2 separate regions of the Homo sapiens genome follow, and region 2 is linked to region 1. The links are chromatin contacts, found by Hi-C or POLR2A ChIA-PET in ENCODE. All regions are on one chromosome and are shown on one strand. Each heading gives the region's core, a stretch centred on a gene start or an enhancer-like site at or near the end of the contact. The rest is flanking DNA. Distances are from core to core; before and after follow the strand shown.

Evidence for each region. Hi-C counts contacts between places; a loop is a spot of excess contacts on that map. ChIA-PET counts read pairs that join two places held with the same protein, here RNA polymerase II (POLR2A). Pooled maps may share reads with other maps.
Region 2: a pooled map shows a loop between it and region 1 (2.0-fold over the local background). The contact joins the enhancer-like site here to the promoter of TEFM in region 1. A Hi-C loop is called at or near these places in 21 of 37 single-sample maps with no recorded cell type and 10 of 50 pooled maps. POLR2A ChIA-PET finds 5 or more read pairs at or near these places in 2 of 52 experiments (HEK293 and PC-3).

The regions. Positions count from the first base shown.
Region 1 is chr17:30,904,490-30,907,639 of GRCh38, forward strand. It overlaps TEFM (transcription elongation factor, mitochondrial), which reads right to left and starts at 1,749. Exons shown (of 4, transcript NM_024683.4): 1 at 1,679-1,749; 2 at 1-40. The coding sequence starts at 1,709. RefSeq lists enhancers at 2,239-2,508, 2,487-3,150.
Region 2 is chr17:31,051,013-31,053,930 of GRCh38, forward strand. It overlaps the pseudogene LOC646030. Among named protein-coding and RNA genes, the nearest start is that of MIR4733, 42 kb to the right of the region's middle. Within about 2 kb of position 1,284, at least 12 of the 41 ENCODE cell types and tissues checked have a DNase peak (open chromatin) inside an H3K27ac peak, as active enhancers do; they include PC-3, where a contact is called at or near this core.

The sequences.
Region 1 (3,150 bases), core at 499-2,998:
AGGGATGACCTCGACGGGGTCAGAAAGCATCTCCACCTCTCTAAAAGGAAAATTTAGCAAAATATAAGTTGGATGTCCTACTTCCTTTGGGGTTAGTTGCAAGCTTGACTAGATCCTTTGCAAAGTCACAAATACTTTCCTGGAATTTAAGAACTAATAGAGGACAATATTAAATTGTCTTGGAGAATCATCTTTTTTTTTTTTTTTTGAGACGGAGTCTTGCTCTGTTGCCCAGGCTGGAGTGCAGTGGCCGATCTCGGCTCACTGCAAGCTCCGCCTCCCAGGTTCACGCCATTCTCCTGCCTCAGCCTCCCAGGTGGCTGGGACTACAGGCGCCTGCCACCACGCCCGGCTAATTTTTTGTATATTTAGTAGAGACGGGGTTTCACAGTGTTAGCCAGGATGGTCTCCATCTCCTGACCTCGTGATCCGCCCACCTCAGCCTCCCAAAGTGCTGGGATTACAGGCGTGAGCCACTGTGCCCGGCCCGAGAATCATCTTTAAAAGAGGATTAGTTTTTAAACTATATTATATAGAGTTTTAAATAGAGCTTTTGTTGTTTTCAAGTCACGAGAGATGTCTCCCGATATTTATGGATCAGTCCGAAGTTTTACTACCTAGAAAATTGTATTTTATACCCATCAGGAAGCAAGTAGTTGAAATAATTATTCCAACTGCTTAAAGTTTCTGATATTTTTAATTTAGAGGAATCTTTTTGTAACTAATATTTCCTGTTAAGGTTTGTCTTAGGCCGGGCGCGGTGACTCACGCTTATAATCCCAGCACTTTGGGAGGCCGAGGTGGGCGGATCACCTGAGGTCGGGAGTTCGAGACCAGCCTGACCAACATGGAGAAACCCTGTCTCTACTAATAATACAAAATTAGCCGGGCGTGGTGGCACATGCCTGTAATCCCAGCTACTCGGGAGGCTGAGGCAGGAGAATCGCTTGAGCCCGGAAGGCGGAGGTTGCGGTGAGCCGAGATCGCACCATTGCACTCCAGTCTCGGCAACAAGAGCGAAACTCCGTCTCAAAAAAAAAAAAAAAAGGGTTTTGTCTTCACTTCCATTTTCACATTTTAGTATCTCATCTGGTGGAACTAAATAAAATTAAATTTTGTACGTTTATAAGAAATGTTTCAGCTAAGTGATAGATTTAAGGGCAGTTTTACTTTCTTCCGTACACTTTTCAAGACTTCTACATGACGTTTTTGCAAGTATGAGAAACACCATACAATGCATAACTTTGTAAAACCAGTGGGAAGTCACTCTAACATCGCAGCCACAGGAAAGTAATGTGGCCAGAGGTAAGCAAGCGGCTGTGAGAATGTGAACCATCCGCCCACTCTGAGGAGCCACCCGTGGACCCTGAGGCCGGGGAAGCACAAATGTTCCGAAAACTGCCCCGTCAGCTAGGCTGGGGCCCCAAGAGAGGGGCCTGAACAAGGGACATGAGGAAGGAAACACTCTAGGACATGAGGGACATGAGGAAGGAAACACTCCAGGTTCCTCCAGAATACCTCCAGCCGTATTCCATTAGCCTCTAGGGTCAGAGGCTAATGACAGACGGGAAATCACCCCAGTGTTCCAAGCACCCTACCTCCCGCCGTATTCCATTAGCCTCTAGGGTCAGAGGCTAATGACAGACGGGAAATCACCCCAGTGTTCCAAGCACCCTACCTCCCGCCGTGAAGAGGACAGACCCGCTCATCTCCAAGTTGAATCAGTAGGTCCAGTCTTCCTCCATTGACTTCCGGTTCCTGCGTGCTGCGCCCAAAAGCGCTCGGCCTGCACTCGGCGGAAAGGTTGTTGTCCAAGCGGCGTTCCGGGGCAAGGCCCGAGGTGTGTCCCGCTGAGCAGTGGGTCGTCCGCGTCTGGGCTGCGGGCTTCCAGGCGGGCGCCTGCCGAGGCCCTGTCCCCGGATCCCGAGTCCCTGGCTGGCCCGCAGTCTTCTTCCACTGCACCGGGGAAACGTTCTTGCCCCTACCGACTCCTGAGAGCCGCTGGGCCGAATCTCCAGGAAGGCGATTCCGAGGCCAGTTTTAGTCTGTAGTGGGTAAAGTGCCTCCTTCGTGGAGACTCCCTGGGTTTCTCCTAGACACTTAGATTGAGGAGCTCCTGTTGGGGCCCAGCCTGTGGCGCCGGGAGCGGGATCAGGTAGGGGCAGCGTAGACAAGGTCCTCAAATAACCTTTTCACCAGGTAGACTGGAATAACGGGGAGAGATGCGAAGTGTTTGAGGAGCTCAGCGGGGAAACAGGGCAGGCAAGGGATTAGGTAAAGGCGAGGGAGGAGGAGATTGCGTTGGCGCTGGAGCGGTATTCCTCTTAGAAGGGATAAAGGGAGATGAATGTAGCGCCGAATTTAGTTGGTCCTTGAATAATGGGTGGAGCAGTTGAATACTCCACCAGATAGGAAGCCTGAAGTCCCCGAGGTTTATGATTTGCAGTCAGACTGGAGAGTGTTCCTAGAAAATTGGCCATATACTGTATAGCGAATGTGAGGCTGGATTGCAGGTGAAGAGCCTGGGAGCAATGAGAAGTCGCGAAGAGAGTGTATCTTCCCAGGTGAGAGGCAAGCGTAAGGAATTTTTTTTTTAACAGTCTTGCTCTGTCGCCCAGGTTGGAGTGCAGTGGTGCGATCTGGACTCACTGCAAACTCCGCCTCCCGATTTCAAGTGATTCTCGTGCCTCAGCCTCCCGAGTAGCTGAGATTACAGGCGAGCGCCACTACGCCCGGCTAATTTTTGTATTTTTAGTAGAGACAGGTGTCACCATGTTGGCCAGGCTGGTCTCGAACTCCTGACCTCAGGTGATCCGCCCGACTCGGCCTCCCAAAGTGCTGGGATTACAGGCGTGGGCCACTGCGCCTGGCCAACCGTAAGGAATTGAACCTAGGAGATGTAAGGAGAGTGGAAAGAAAAGAATTATTTCTGGAAGATGGGGAGCCAGTTTTGTGAAAAACGGGGAATTCAGGAGGGAGGGAAAGGTGATGAGTTTGCGTTTTTATGAGGCAGCAATGGGTTGATTGTTTGTGTCTGGAAGGCAGTGGGGATGTAGGGGAATCATAAGTATTAATAAAATGTGCTGGTCGGGAGCAGTGGCTCCCAAAGTGTAATTCCAGCACTTTGGGAGGCCGAGACGGGCGGATCGC
Region 2 (2,918 bases), core at 34-2,533, 150 kb after region 1:
ACGCAGCCAGGACATGACACATGCTAGTGCCGTGCACTGATTGGGAGCCATTCTGGCAGCCCTGAGATGCTCATGCCCCTTATAAGCGTGCGCCCCGCCCTGTCTTTATGACACCTTTATTTATGCCACATTTATTTGGCTCGGGTCCAGATCTGCTCCATTTTACCATGGCAATCTTATGTCACAATCTCGCTCAAGTGATCCTCCCACCTCAGCCTCCTGAGTAGCTGGGACTACAGGATGTGCCACCACACCCAGCTGATTTTTGTGTTTTTTGTAGAGACAGAGTCTCCCTATGATGTCCAGGCTGGTCTCAAACTCCTGGGCTCAAGTGATCCTCCCACCTCAGAGTCCCAAATTGCTGGGATTACAGGGATTAGCCACCATGCCCAGCCAATCCAGCCATCTTGCAGCCAATCCTCCAGCCCCAATTAAGCCTTCAGATGACTACAGCCCCAGTTAGTATCTTGACTACAAACTCATGACAGATCCTAAGCTAGAACCACTCTTCTAAGCTGCTCCTGAATTCCTAACCCATATACAGTGTGTGAGATCATAAACACTTATTGTTGTTTTAGGCCTCAAATTTTGGAGCAATTTATTATGCAGCAATAGGTGACTAAAACACACAATAAAATTGCTGTCATTACTATTATAAAGTACTTCCTGATTTTGAGCTGAAATCCACTTTCTTGTAATCACCACCCTCTCTTCCAGTTCCGTCTTTTTGGGCCACCTAGAAAAAATACAATCTCTCTTCCTCATGGTCAAAATGTTTGGTGCCAGTTTTCATGCCAACAATTTAATTCATCAGACATTTGAAGAGTGATCACTGTACCAGGCAGTAGGCATGCAAAGATAAGTAGGACGAGGTCCCTGCCTAGCCATACACTCAAAACATTCTTCCACAGGAGGTGTGCTGTAATGAAGGGACCTGACTCCCAGTGCAGGAGAAGGAGGTCCAAATGCAGGTGTGGCTGGTTCTGCTTACAGAGGTGAGGGAAGGCTTCTCAGAACAGGTGGCAGGCGCTGAGGCCTAAGGGATGAATAGGCCTTCTCCAGGATGACAGGAGGGGAAGGACTAACAAGCAGAAGCTGCAGGCAGAAGACCACCCTGACACTAACCACTTTCTTCCGCAGGGTACACATCTCCTCTCCTCTTGTCCAACTTTTGAGTCCTCTCCCAACCCCTCCCAATCTTGGTAACTCCACTCAGAACACACCCTTTCCTGTCACATGATGGCATCTAGAGGGAGCCAGCCCTCCTCCAGGGTGGTCCGGCCAGTGTGGAGTGGAGTTGGCCGTCACCTTTCTTTTTCTGGAAGCTCTGCTTGGTCCAGACTTGTCTGAGGTTTTTTGGCCTCCACATCCTTCAGCTGACTCATGCTGGGCCTGCAGGCATCTGGACTGCAAAGTCATTTTTCACACGTGCTCCTGGGAAACCACATCTCTTCGTACTTTGTACTTCTGCTGTTGTTTTGTTTTCACAATTTTTCATGGGTGTTTTGAAGTTCAATAATTTGATCTATGCAAACTGCTCATCTCAGCTCCTGGTTGGCAGGGGCCTTGTGGAAGCAAATTGAGCCACCAAAAGAATCCAATTTAGAACACGCCCTGGAAACAGAAACCGTCTGTCATTCTAAGGCCATTGTGGTTGGGAGTGATTCAGACTCATTGCAGCTCCTTCCAGCCTTCAAAGATCTCACCGGATAAGAGCCTGGCTTGGATTTGAAGACACCTTCTATGAAGGAAAGGCTTTGGCAGGGGGTGAGGGGGGTGGGCTGTGATACTTTGTAGGAGCTGAGCACAGACGGAAGGAAATTGGAAGGGGATGTTTGTCTGGCTCCCACCTTCCCCCGTCAGGGAGAATCAGGCCATTGTCTAGGTAGAACTCTTGGCTTGTTTATCTTCTCAGACCCAGCTTAGAACAAGGTTTCACTCAGTTTTCTTTCCACCCAAAAAATGACCACAGGAAAGAGTGACTTGCGTTTGCTAAGTGTCCAGTCCGTACTCTCCGTTCCCATTTCTCTGCCTCTTTCTCCCATTATCGGCTTCTAACAGAAAATAAGAAGAGCAAGCTTCCCTTTGGTCCCATCAAAGATAACATGTAGACATTCATTCATGCGTTCATTCCTTTAACTAGCATTTATTGGGTTCCTACTATGTTCCCAGCATTGTTATTGGTACTGGTGACCCTAGTATAAAAGACACAATCCCTGCTGTCAAGAGGTCACAGTTCTGGAAGGAACCCAGCGGTACTGGCAGCAGCGCTAGTGGGGAATGGGAGCACATAGAAGAGGCATTTGACTCAGCTTTGGAAAGAATTGGAAAAGGCTTTAAAGTAGAGTAAAAGTTTGCCAGAAAGAATAATCATTATTACAGCTTTTTTAAAGCGTCTTCTACATGCCAAGCACTGTGCTAAAATCTCCCTATATATATTGTTTTATTTTAATCCTCACAACTCTAAGAGGTCACTACTGTAATTATTCCAACTTCACAAATGAAGAAAGTGAGATTTAGCAAGGTCGCCTTGGTGGGGCATGGCTGCTCACACCTATAATCCCAGGATTTGGGAAGCCGAGGCAGGAGGATCACTTGAGTTTAGGGGTTTGAGGCCAGCTTGGGCAACATAGTGAGTCCTCTGTCTCTACAAAAAGAAAAAAAAATAGCTGGATATGGTAGCATGCACTTGTGGACCTAGCTACTTGGGAGGCTGAGGTGGGAGGATGGCTTGAGCCCGGGAGGTTGAGGCTGCAGTGAGCTGTGATCATGCCATTACACTCTAGTCTGGGTGACAGAGCGAGACCCTGTCTCAAATAAATAAATAAATAGGCTGGGCACGTGACTCAGGCCTGTAATCCCAGCACTTTGGGAGGCCAAGGCAGGTGTATCGCTTGAGGTCAGGCATTCAAGACCAT